Linked DNA regions of Homo sapiens: region 1 is linked to region 2. A link is a contact called in ENCODE Hi-C or POLR2A ChIA-PET data. All regions are on one chromosome and are shown on one strand. Each heading gives the region's core, a stretch centred on a gene start or an enhancer-like site at or near the end of the contact. The rest is flanking DNA. Distances are from core to core; before and after follow the strand shown. Region 1 overlaps STK4 (serine/threonine kinase 4). Region 2 overlaps LOC105372631 (a long non-coding RNA gene).

What was found. Hi-C counts contacts between places; a loop is a spot of excess contacts on that map. ChIA-PET counts read pairs that join two places held with the same protein, here RNA polymerase II (POLR2A). Pooled maps may share reads with other maps.
Region 1: a map of MCF 10A shows a loop between it and region 2 (4-fold over the local background). The contact joins two enhancer-like sites. A Hi-C loop is called at or near these places in 1 of 168 maps with a recorded cell type or tissue (MCF 10A) and 4 of 50 pooled maps. POLR2A ChIA-PET finds 5 or more read pairs at or near these places in 2 of 52 experiments (MCF 10A and Panc1).

Annotation. Positions count from the first base shown.
Region 1 is chr20:45,047,106-45,053,564 of GRCh38, reverse strand. All of the region lies in intron 10 of STK4 (serine/threonine kinase 4), which reads right to left. Among named protein-coding and RNA genes, the nearest start is that of KCNS1, 51 kb to the left of the region's middle. RefSeq lists a silencer at 1,666-1,735. Within about 2 kb of position 3,449, at least 4 of the 41 ENCODE cell types and tissues checked have a DNase peak (open chromatin) inside an H3K27ac peak, as active enhancers do.
Region 2 is chr20:45,430,587-45,436,759 of GRCh38, reverse strand. All of the region lies in intron 2 of LOC105372631 (a long non-coding RNA gene), which reads right to left. Among named protein-coding and RNA genes, the nearest start is that of MIR6812, 8.2 kb to the right of the region's middle. Within about 2 kb of position 3,324, at least 13 of the 41 ENCODE cell types and tissues checked have a DNase peak (open chromatin) inside an H3K27ac peak, as active enhancers do.

The DNA of each region.
Region 1 (6,459 bases), core at 2,200-4,699, 380 kb after region 2:
TACTTATTGCAGTTCTTAGGCTCCATTTCTGAGCCAGTCTGGACTCAGCTCTTTTTCTCACCATGTAGTTGAGATTAAAATTATCCTGTAGTTTAATATCAGAGAATAAATGGCCACAAGAATGAACGCTAAAGAAGAAGCCTGCCAAGCAGCCATGGATCAAGCAGTCTCCGAACCAAACAAAGGAAATGAAAAACAGTCTCAGGCTCACACAGGCTGATACTGTTTTAAGCAACCTCTTGAGGTCAAAAACCGCAGGCATTTAAGTCCTGCTCTCAAAGCCATTTCAATAACTGAGTTAAAAACCCAGCTCAAATCAGCTAGCACGATCCACCAGCAGAACCAGGCTACTGTGGTTCTGAGACAAAGATGACATTCATTTACCATGTGGTTTCTCAGAAAGCGTATCTACACAGCAGGTTTCCCTGGCAATTTTGGATACATATGTCTTTTCCAGACTGCTGTTCTTGGCTAGTTTTCTGAAAGAAAAGAGCACAAAATCTCATTATATTCCAAAGCACAAATAAATTCAGTCTCAACATACTTTAAACCAAGCTTTACAGGAAAAATAAGAAGTTGAAACAAAAATAGTGTACCCTGTCAAGAACAATTTAGGATAGTCTTCTCACCAGAAACTGCTCGACAGGACTACTTCAGTAAAAAGCCATTAACAGGCAGTGCTGTTGACCTTGGCTAGCTACTGGGCATTCACATGGCACTGCCGGGTCAGAAACCTAAACACCAAACATAGTCTCCATTCATCTTTCTTCTAGCACAGAAGAAAAGAAACTCATCAGAAAAAGTTTAAAAAGCAGAGCATGGAGATTGTCCAGAAAGGTGGTGGCAAGAGTCTGAGAGCGCAGGTGCTGATGGTTAAAACCCCAGCTTAATTCACACACTCAACAGGCAAAAAAATGCAACAATAAAAACAATCACAAAGACTCAATCCCCAAACCTCCTGTTGACAAGAAAAAAGCCTGGCTTAATATATTAGAACGACCTGAAAACAACCCAACTCCAACCAAAAAAGCCCCAAATGTTAAATGCCAAGTAAAAAGAGGATGATTAAATCAATCAAAAGAATGTAATGTGATGGGCTACTATGTGACCCTTAAAAATGATTTCACAAGTGTTTTTAATGATATGAGAAAATGTTTAAGATATGTTAAGTGAAAAAAAATCAAGATTTATTATGCATGCAGAATGATCTCAGCTGTGTAAAATAATATCTAAGTATTAAAAAACTGGAAGGAAATGTTAAAATGTAATTATTATTGCTGGGGGGGGTGGAAGAGTTGTAAGAGACATTTTCTTCTTTAAGCTTTTCTTCAGTCTCTAAACTTTCTATAATGAGTGTGTTTTTACAACTAGAAGGTTAACAAAATAGCATTGTAACATTATAGAAGAGCAAACCAACACCAAAAAAGAAGAAAATAATAACATTTATTAAGTGCTTATTGCAGGCCAGCAGTAAGGACCATTGTCCTAAAGGTGCTTTACGTGCATTACAGGTTTAGTATCCCTTATCCAAGATGCCTGGGACCAGAAGTGTTTTGGATTTTGGATTTTTGGATTTGGGATTACGCAACCTGCATCTCATTTGATACTCACGACAGCCCTATGAAAGAGGTATGACTTTACCATGTTTGACAGATAAGACAATCAAGGGTTAGACAGGTGGCATAATAGGTGGAGAAGATAGGCTATGAGCCCTAACAGAATAACTCCAGTGGTTTTAACCACTATATGCCTCTCAACCACAATGGCATAATCTGTCTCCCTGCCTGCAAGCCTGACCTAAACATAAGCCTCAATGACAAAATCTACTTTAGAAGGCACTATAATAATTTAGGATAGTGTGACTGCCAAGGTACTAAGATACTCAGATAAATATTCAAAAGAGGAACTAAAACACCTCTAATGAAGCTATAAAAAGAATCCATGTGATAGAGCAATGCATCGCTGCAGTTGAAAACATACCAGCACAACAAATCAACCCACAGCTAAATCCCACTATACAAGAGAAGCTAGTAATAACTGTCAAAGAAAGACCCCTGGTAACCACTTATTGAACTACCATGAAAAAAGGAACTCACTAAAAGATACAATAACAATGAGCTAGACAGTAAGGATTTGAATTTGTCTCCCAAAAAGCCCCCTAGCAACAAGAGGCCTGGACCATCAAAGGCTAGAGAAAAGAAAGAAACTAAAGAGAAAAATAAAAAGCATTGTACTTGATGCCAAATTATATAAAATACAACCAGCACAGAAGGACCACCTTACTTTTCTTTCAGTCTAGCACTAAAGGCCTTTTGGTTAGAAACAATCAATTTTGCTTGGCAAAAAAAGGATCAAGACATAGAAGTACTTTGGATCAAATTCTGTAGAATCAGCCTATTTGAGATGCATTAAGGTTAATGCCAAAACCAATACGGTGTTCTGTTCACAGTTTCTTTCTAGAGGTTTTAAAAGCCGAAAAACATTAAAACTCAGAGTTTGAAGTGGAAAGTTTCTATCTGTAAAAACAAGCCACTTTTAGGTACTATAAGCTATTAAGATTTGGTAATTCTAAATTAATTATGTATTTTTTAAACCCTTGGTTGTTAGAAAAATATAAAGCTCGATTGCTACCTTACTCTTAACACCAAGACAAATACATGATAGATTAAATATTGAGAAAGAAAAAATAATAAAACATTCTAAAACAAAGTAAGGGTTAATATTTTTGTAATCTTAGAATGTGAAAAACTTTCCCAAAGATGACATAAAATTCCAGAAACCACAAGAAAAAGCTAATAAATCAAAATATATAAAAATTTAAATGTCTGAAGTTAGATACCATATACAAAGCTTTAAAAGATATTCTAGCAGAATATCTTTACCACATATGTTAAAAGGTTCATAACCTGACTTGATAGCTGAAGAAGTCTTTAAAATCAATAAAGAAAATAAGAATTCCATGGAAAATTCAGTAAATAATATAAAGCAACAATTCACATACCAAAAACGATAGGGAAATTTAACAATATGTATCAAAATTTCAAATTTGTGAACAGTTTGACCCAATAATTCTACTGCAGGAATTAATTCTAAGGGCGTACCATGCAAAGATGTTATTAAAGCAATATTTATTAATATTAAAAAGCTGAAGGCTACCTAAATGACCATCAGCTGGAGACTGGTTAAATCAGAGATCACAAACACAAATGTTTTGAGAGACTGGCAAAGACAACAGAAATAAACTCAACAGTCTGCTCATAAAACAAAAACAGGAAGTGATGGGGTCTGTGAAGAGCTGGAGAACTCAGACCCATTTCAGTAGTTCAAAGTATAAAAATTACATGTGCCACAGGCCAAACTGGCTCCCCCTTTCCCAGTCCCCACACACCCCCAGAGTGAGATGTGTAATCTGTAGCCATGGCACGAGCACTGCTGACTGTTCTCTCTGCAGCCAGCCTAGGAAGATCCCCTTACTCTGAATGCTCGTCTGTTCTATCACATTTGAGTAGATACAAAGGAGCTCATTGATGTGGCCAAACGGATTCTCAGGATTAACAAAACCTTAAAGGTCATCTAGTCTAACTTGAAGCTTTCCTTGAGGCTGCAGTCATTCAGACGTTTAGGCCCAGGTGAACAGTGTAGAGAGGGGAGGGGAAGGAAGTGGAAAGTGATGGAGTACAAAGCCAGAAGTCAGGGAATGAGGACTACACTTGGCTTTCCTGTGGGATTTTCATTTTCCACAACAACAAAATTGAGATGGGAGGAGAAGTGGTGAGAATTCTTAAAAAGCTGAAATCCTGTGCATCACATATTTTCTGTATCACTGTACGTAAAACTCCATTAACCGAATACCAGGAACTCAAGCATTATTCTAATATGAAGTGCTGAATTCACAGTACCATTGTTAAACATCCGTTTAGCAATGAACTCTGGGCAGCTGTTACCCTCACTGACCAAGCTGGCAAAGGGAAGAGTTCCACAGATAATGTGACAGATTGTATATGGTATTTTTACTGCAAGATCTTAATTCATCCCAGGAACTGTTTTAAAAGAATAGTTGTAGTTTATAATTGCAGTCTCAGCAGCACTTCCAAAAGTGGAAAACCTCCACTTGAAATTGGAATGGAACATTTCTTCCCAATGTGTGAAAATAACTTTATGCTTGGTCCTGCATATCTAGGAATAAGAGCACTTGGGAGGGGGTAGAAAATTTCCTGACTTTACCTCATTTTTAATAGCACTACATTAAGATTTATTAAACTAGATGCATCCATGTCTAAAGAACAGTTTTTGCTGTGTATTTTCTCCTAAGTAAAGGGCAAATGGAAGTGACTAGTGGGTCTATAAAGTAGATTCAAGTTTGCTCTCCCTCCAGCTGCTGGCCACCCTCTGATCCAATGCTCTGCAATGTGAACTCTGCTTGATGAAAGGGTACCCTCGGCAGCTGATGGATCCCATACAGCTCTCTCTGTCTCTCTCTGTCTCTTTCATACATACGCACATACATTTACTTGAGCTATTTTACATTAACAAATGTACCATCAGGAAAAAACTGTTTTGAAAAAAAAAACATCAATGTGGGAACTGTCCAGGACCTATAGCCTCCAGGCAGGCACAGAAGGGAAGCAATCAGAGAAAACACAAAAGGTCTATCAGTGTTTTAGTGAGTATCCTTGATATTTAAACCCTAGGAACAAGAAAGTCATAACAGAATTAAGCTCACCCTAGGAACAAGAAAGTCATAACAGAATTAAGCTCATCTTAGGTATAAAATAAATATCATGGCTGGGCATGGTGGCTCACGCCTGTAATTCCAGCACTTTGGGAGGCCGAGGCGGATGGATCACCTGAGGTCAGGAGTTCGAGGCCAGCCTGGCCAACATGGTGAAACCCCGTCTCTACTAAAAATACAAAAATTAGCCGGGCATGGTGGCGGGAGGCTGAGGCAGGAGAACCACCTGAACGCAGGAGGCAGAGGTTGCAGTGAGCCAAGACCACGCCACTGCACTCCAGCCTGGGCAACAGAGCAACACTCCGTCTCAAAAAAAAAAAATCACAAAGCAAACAATGTGTGAACTAGCAGGGCCTGCAACAAAAGTGTGAAATAAGTGTAGGTCTTCCTCTTACCTTCCTTTTTTAGGGCAGCCCACCTCAGTATCTTTCCCTTTTCCAGTAGTTCATCCATGTCTCCCACCCTAAGTGTTACACATGTAAATAAAATTTACTGAATGCCTACTCTGTGTCAGATACTCTGCTAAGCACTTTAAAAGCATTTTTAAATTAATCTTCTCAATAACTCAGAAGTAAATATGATTAGTATCTTCATTTTAGGTTGGGTGAGAAGCCTAGAGTTACTGGTCCCATAAATAATGAAACCAGCAATGGATCCAAGTCTATCTGCTCTTGGTCAGTATATCAGACTGCCTTCTATGCTCATGTTGGCGTCCTGGGTGTCCTAAGCATTTCTCTGCTTTTAAAAGAACAGGAAAAGAACCTTATATATACTGAGCATCTTTTACACACTTTACACAAGCTCTTTATTTTAGGCTCACATGATCCCTATGAGAGAGACGCATTAGCTGCATTTTTTAAATTGGCAAACAAAGACCAAGAGAGTTTGAGGGCTCTTGAAGGCTTAATCTTACCTTTAGCAGACAAAGAAACAGAGTCCCAGAAAGGTTAGGTGGCTTACTTAAGGACACAAAGCTAGTTACAGTCAGAGCTGAGACCTGATTCCCAACCCACTGCTCTTCTTCACTATAAATAAGCCATCACTCTAAAAGGAACCCACATATTAATAATAGATTAGGAATGCCAGGCACTTTGCTAAATGCTTTATGCTTTATCCAATTCGATCAAGGGAATTCCCAACACTGTATTTCCAATCAATGTTTTTTACTACAGTTTTACCAAAGAAGCAGGGAAGAAATCTAAATTCCACATCTATGAAATTATAGTCCAATTAACATATTCCTATACACATAGATGAATGGATATTACAAAAAGAAAATCTGAAGAAATTTAAAAAGATTTCCAAAGAGTGCACAATGGGCCCAAATAACATAATCAAATAACACATTCTGAGCACCTGCATGCTATGGCAATTCGCTAAGGGCTGCACATGTTAGAGAAAGAAAAGATGCAGCATCTGAATTAGATGAATGTTTACCATCGGCACATATATAACCATTCTCACACAAACAAACGTGCGTTATTCTGAGAAAAATAATGGTCTATCTTTTATTAATCATGCACCAAGGGTGGGACAGGTCACCTAGCATCTCTTGTCACCTAGCGCCTCAAAGCCTCTCTGTCAAATAAGTGGGAATAAGATCTATAAGATCTACCATGTGAGGATATTATGAAAAGAAGATGGTATAAAACATTTACAGGGACCTAACACACAACAAGCATTCAATAACTGCTATTTTCATCATTTCCTTGTCAAAATCCAAAATG
Region 2 (6,173 bases), core at 2,075-4,574:
TACAAAGCATCATGTCTCATCTTCTTGAGCCAGTTTCTTCTTCTGTAAAAGGGAAATGGTACTGGCATTCATAAGATTTTGCAGGATCAAAGCAGAAAATCATTAGGAAAACACTTTGCAAACTGTAGAGAACATTGCAAATGTTATATATCAGGGTTTTTAAGAAAACTTTTAAATATTCTCTATTTGGAGAAAGAGGTAGGAAAATTCTGGAGATATAGTAACGAACAAAATGTACCATATGTCTGGCAAAATCTGTACCAGGTATCTGGCAAAATCTGTCCCTGTGTTTCTTTTTGAAATTGACTTGAATTTTATTTCCATTCTTAGCTGTTTAATATTTTGCTTAATTTTGAAATTGCTCATTCTTCATGCTACAGCCAGTGTGATCTTTTAAAGAAGGAAATATGATCTACAACTACATGTAATGAACGGATGAACATCATAAACATAGCGTTGAGTTAAAAACCCAGATAGAAAACAGCACCTGCTGGATGACCGCGTTTACATGGAAAGTACAAAAACAGGCAAATAGTTGGAAGTCAAGATAGTGGTTACTCTAGGGGAATGAGTGGAAGGGGTGCTTTTAGGATGCTGGTAATGTTCTATAAAATTCACTGGGTTATACATTTCTGCACTTTTTTCTGGATACATTATATCACACCTCAGTGAAAAGTAAATACTGTATGGGGGAAGGAAGTGAATGAAGCTGATCGTGTCTCCACCCGCCTAAAAGCGTTCAGTAGATTCTGATTCTTGTGAATGTGAAATCTGTCCTCCTTTACCAGGTCCACCTGGTGCCCCTGGCTTCATCACCAATGGGCTTACCATGGCCACACGGGTCCTCTTTCAGGCCCTTGTGTCACTCTCTCCCATGCTGACCAGCTCTGGCCACAAAGCTGCCTCTTCCATCACTGGGAGCTCTTCCCCACCTCGGAGCTGTTCCCGTCACCTGGATTGTCTTCCCTCCACATTCCTGCCACCTCCTTCTGCTCAGCCTAAAGGTCACTTTCTCACAGAAGCTGTCCCTGAGCCTCAATCTAAATTGCATCCCCACAAGGACACAAAGATGTGAGCAATAAACACTAAGGATTCCAGAAGGGGGGATGGAGGAGAGCAAAAGTTGAAAAACTACCTGTTGGGTACTATATTCACTGCTTGGGCGACGGGATCGTTGGAAGCCCAAACCTCAGCATCATGCAATACACCCGTGCAACAAACCTGCACACGTACTTTCTGAATCTAAAAGAATTTCTAAAATAAAATAAATTGTACCCCCTTAGTTCTTTCTGAGCACCCTCTTTTTATCTTCATAACACCATCATTTGTATTTATGGAATGATTATGCATCATTATTTGGTAAATGACCTCACCAGCTAGACTCTAAATCAAAAAGGGCTGGGGCTGTATCTGACATATTCTCAGTTGTATCAGCAGCACCTAGCACGGCATCTAACATAAATGATACTTATTTGTGGTTTGGCTTAATACAAAAAAAAAAAAAAAAACTTTGGGAGGGGAGGGAATTCAATCAACAGACAAAAAATAATGCTATGTAGGGGAAAGAGAAACAAAATGTTCACAGGTATTGTATTAGTGTTGTAAGAACATGGGCGTTCTTTTTCTTTCTTTAATATCACCTATTTAATCTCTTATGTTCTTTTTATGATTAAGAAAATAAAAAACCTTACAAATATTTTTGTACTATTTAAAATTAAGTTTTCATTTAAAACATAGACTTCTGGGTGTATTAGTCCATTCTCCCACTGCTATAAAGAACTACCTGACACCAGGAGTGGTGGCTCACGCCTGTAATCTCAGCGCTTTGGGAGGCCGAGGAGGGCAGATCACCTGAGGTCGGGTGTTCGAGACCAGCCTGACCAACATGGAAAAACCCCACATCTACTAAAAATACAAAATTAGCTGGGTGTGGTGGCACATGCCTGTAATCCCAGCTACTCTGGAGGCTGAAGCAAGAGAATCACTTGAGCCCGGGAGTTAGAGGTTGCAGTGAGCTGAGATCGCGCCATTACACTTCAGCCTGAGCAACAAGAGTGAAACTGTGTCTCAAAAAAAAACACAAAAAAACAAAACAAACAAACAAAAAATGGCCGGGTGCAGTGGCTCATGCCTGTAATCCCAGCACTTTGGGAGACCGGGGCGGGCGGATCACCTGAGGTCGGGAGTTCAAGATCAGCCTGACCAACATGGAGAAACCCTGTCTCTACTAAAAAAAAAAATACAAAACTAGCCAGGGTGGTGGTGCATGCCTGTAATCCCAGCTACTTGGGAGGGTGAGGCAGGAGAATCGCTTGAACCCGGGAGGCGGAGGTTGCGGTGAGCTGAGATCGCGCCATTGCACTCCAGCCTGGGCAACAACAGCAAAACTCCGTCTCAAAAAAAAAACAACTACCCGAGACTGGGTAATTTATAAAGAAGAGGTTTAATTGGCTCACGGTTCTGCCAGCTGTACAGGTAGCATAGCTGGGGAGGCCTCAAGAAACTTTCAATCATGGTGGAAGGCAAAGGGGAAGCAGACATGTCTTACATGGCAGGAGTGGGCGAAAGAGAGAGGGGGGAGGTGCCACACACTTTTAAACAACCAAGTATCATGAGATCTCACTATCAGGAGAACAGAAAGGGGGAAATCCACCCCCATGATCCAACCAGCTCCCACCAGGCCCCACCTCCAATATTGGGGATTACAATTTGACATGAGATTTGGGTGGCAACACAAATCCAAACCATATCACTGAGTAAAGTGCAGATGGCAGGATAGTTTCACAATAGAATGTTCATTCTCTGGTTTCTATTGAATTGGATAGGAGAAAAAAAAAAAACAGGTAAAAAAAAAAAAATCAGCAGCAGTAAACCACCATGGGAAACAGTAGAACCTCATTCCATAAACTTCAAAAAGCAGTAGCAACAGAAAAATATAGAATATCTTGATGTGTTTCGTCATGGTCCTATCCCCAACTGCTCTGTTCCAGAAGAGGTGCAGGAGAAAGAGGAAATAATACAAAAGTCCTGAAAATTCTCACCAGTTGTTCCAGTGAGTTGCCTACCAGGATCCATACTTAGTGGCACAAAACAACAACTCTTTTCTGATGCACGTGGATTCTGTAGGTCTGGAATTCAGGCGGGGCTTAGTTGGGGAATTCTTTTGCTCCTTGTGGCCATGTCTGAGGTCATTCTGTGGTACCCAGCTGGGCTGGGCTGGGCTGGAGGACCCAGGATGGCTTCAATCACATGTCTAGGGCCTTGGCAGAAAGGCTAAACTAAAAGGCTAAACTCAGCTGGAACTGTTGGCCGGTGTCCACTGCATGTGTTCTTTTCAGCAGTGGCCTCTGGGTAGTCAGACTTTTCACATGGACATCAGCATCACCCAGAGCCAGCATCCCAAGAGTGCAAGATGGAAGGACAGCCTTTTTTGACCTAGCCTCAGAAATCACACAGTATCTCTTCCACTGCATTCTACTGATCATGATGGAGTCGGCAAGGTCAGCCCAGATTCAAAAAGGGGATTGACCCCAATTCTCAATGGGACAAGTGCCAGAAAAATTGCAGACATGTTTTTAAACTGAGACAGATTAGTTAAAATTTTCCTATATGTAAAATATAACTTCCTCCAAGACCCGTCCCCACCTACCCCCACTGCCCTACTTCCCACTAAAAAAAAAAAAAAAAAAAAAAAAAAAAAAAATCTTGGCCAGATGCAGTGGTTCATGACTGTAATCCCAGCACTTTGGGAGACTGAGGTGGGAGGAACACTTGTATCCAGGAGTTCGAGACCAGCCTGGGCAACATAGCAAGACCCTATCTCTATAAAAAATAAAAAATTAGCCAATCACGGTGCCACAAACCTGTAGTAGTCCCAGCTACTCAAAAGGCTGAGGTGGGAGGATTGCTTGAGCCTGGAAAGTCAAAACTGCAGTGAGCCGTGATCACACCACTACACTCCAGCCTGGGTGACAGAGTGAGTTTGTCTTAAAACCAAACAAACAAACAAACAAACAAACAAACACCTCATCCTATTTTGACATCAAACTCAGCTCCAATTTCTGGAGCTTATCTACATCAAGTCCAGCTGCAAAGAGGCGTCTTGGGTTCTGTTCCGTGGGTAGAGTTTCTCTCCATCTGAAAACCTGTGAACTAAAGAGACATGTTTTCTGCCTCACATGCACCCAACCTGCAATGGCGAGATTGGCACAGGAAACCACTATGTTCACTACCGTTTTAAAAGGGGAAGTTCAGAGCAATCACTGAGCCCCGGCAATTCTGAAATTGAATTGTGCACCTGTTGCCAGAGGTTCTTGGCTCCACTCTGACTCACACTTCCTTTTCCATAAGAAATGGCTCTTGCTTGCAACTGAGTAGCCTTCTTGTCCTGTGTCTTAACAGAATACCTGAAACTGGGTAATTTATTAAAAACCAAATTTATTTCTTACAGTTCTGTAGGCTGGGAAGCCCAAGGTCAAGGGGATGCACCTGGTGAAAGCCTTCTTGTTGTGGGGACCCTCTGCAGAGTCCTGAGGCAGTTCAGGACATCACATGGTGAGGGGGCTGAGCATGCTAAACTATGTGTTTTCCTCTTATAAAGTCACCAGTCCCACTCCTATGATAATCCATTAATCCATTTATCTGTGAATGGATTAATCCATTCATGACCCAATCACCTCTTAAAGACCCCACCTCTCAGTACTGCCACATTAGGGATTAAATTTTAATATGAGTTTTGGGGAGGAGTGTTAGAGAACTGCATGCAAAAAGTCAAGATGCATCCCCAGAAAATTCAAGTCCCACCCAAGCTCTTGGGGTCTCCACAGAGATAAAAAGCCCACCAAGGTTTGCCATTCCCCAAGGCTCAAATTTCTAATTGGTTGGCTGATCCAAAGCTCCAGGGAAACTTTCTCAAAAATGGAATAACACGTCACTAGAGGAAGCCAACTGTGGTTCCAGGAATTTAAGAAAATCTCCAGAGAGCAGAGCCCAGGCTGCCCATCATAGTCAAGAGACATCTCCAATAGCATTCCTTTCTTCCCTCAACCCCATGACTTTAGGCTCCACAGAAGTGTATAGAGGCAAACTTCAGACTGCAATTTGGGGGGTAGGGATGGAAATAACAATAGATCTCAGATATGGTGAGAAGGAAACCAAAGAGAATATACTGACACCAATTAGAATAAGCGAAAGGACAGGGCAGAGTTGCCCAAACTGAGCCTGACGAAGATGAAGGGAAATGACAGAGTAGCTATGCACCATACTACATACAGTTATAAGGAAGAAAGAAAATAAAGCAGGGAGGGAGGGAAGAAAGGAAAAAAAGAAGAAAATTAAAAAGGAAAGGACGCTGGAGAAAAGAAACAGACACAGATAACTGAATTCAGCAGAAAATCTGATAAAAGGAAAAATTTATAGGAGGGCTTTCAGCTTAAAAAACAAAAACTTTAATAAAATAAGACATTAGGCTGGGTTCAGTGGTTCAGTGTTCACACCTGTAATCCCAGTGCTTTGGGAGGCCAAGGTGGGAGGATTGCTTGAGGCTAGGTGTTGAAGACCACCCTGGACAACATAACAAGATTTCATTTCTAAAAATAAATAAATAAATAAATAAATATTTTAAAATAAATAAAAATTTAAAAGACCCTTAAAAATGAGTGTTAAAGAAATAAATTGAAGATCTAGGTAACACCACTAAAAAAACTGCAAATAAATTGAAAATCTCAAGGAAGAAACAAGTCAGAGCTACAAATCAAATTACTAGCATAGAATAAAAGTTGGGGATAGTAAGTACCAATAGCCTGGGCCAGGTGCGGTGGCTCACACCTATAATGTCAGCACTTTGGTTGGCTGAGGTGGGTAAATCACTTGAGGTCAGGAGTTTGAGACCAGCCTGGTTAACGTGGTGAAACCCCGCCTCTACTAAAAATACAAAAATTAGCCAGGCATGGTGGTGCGTGCCTGTCATCCCAGCTACTCGGGAGGCTGAGGTGAGAGAATCACTTGAACCCAGGAGGCAGAGGTTGCAGTGAGCCAAGATTGCACCACTGCACTCCAGCCTGGGCGACAGAGACTCCATCTTAAATAAATAAATAAATAAATAAATCTCAATAGCCTAGAAAGAGGAAAAAAAAAGTCAAATTATTTTTTAAAATATTACCCCATAAAATTGT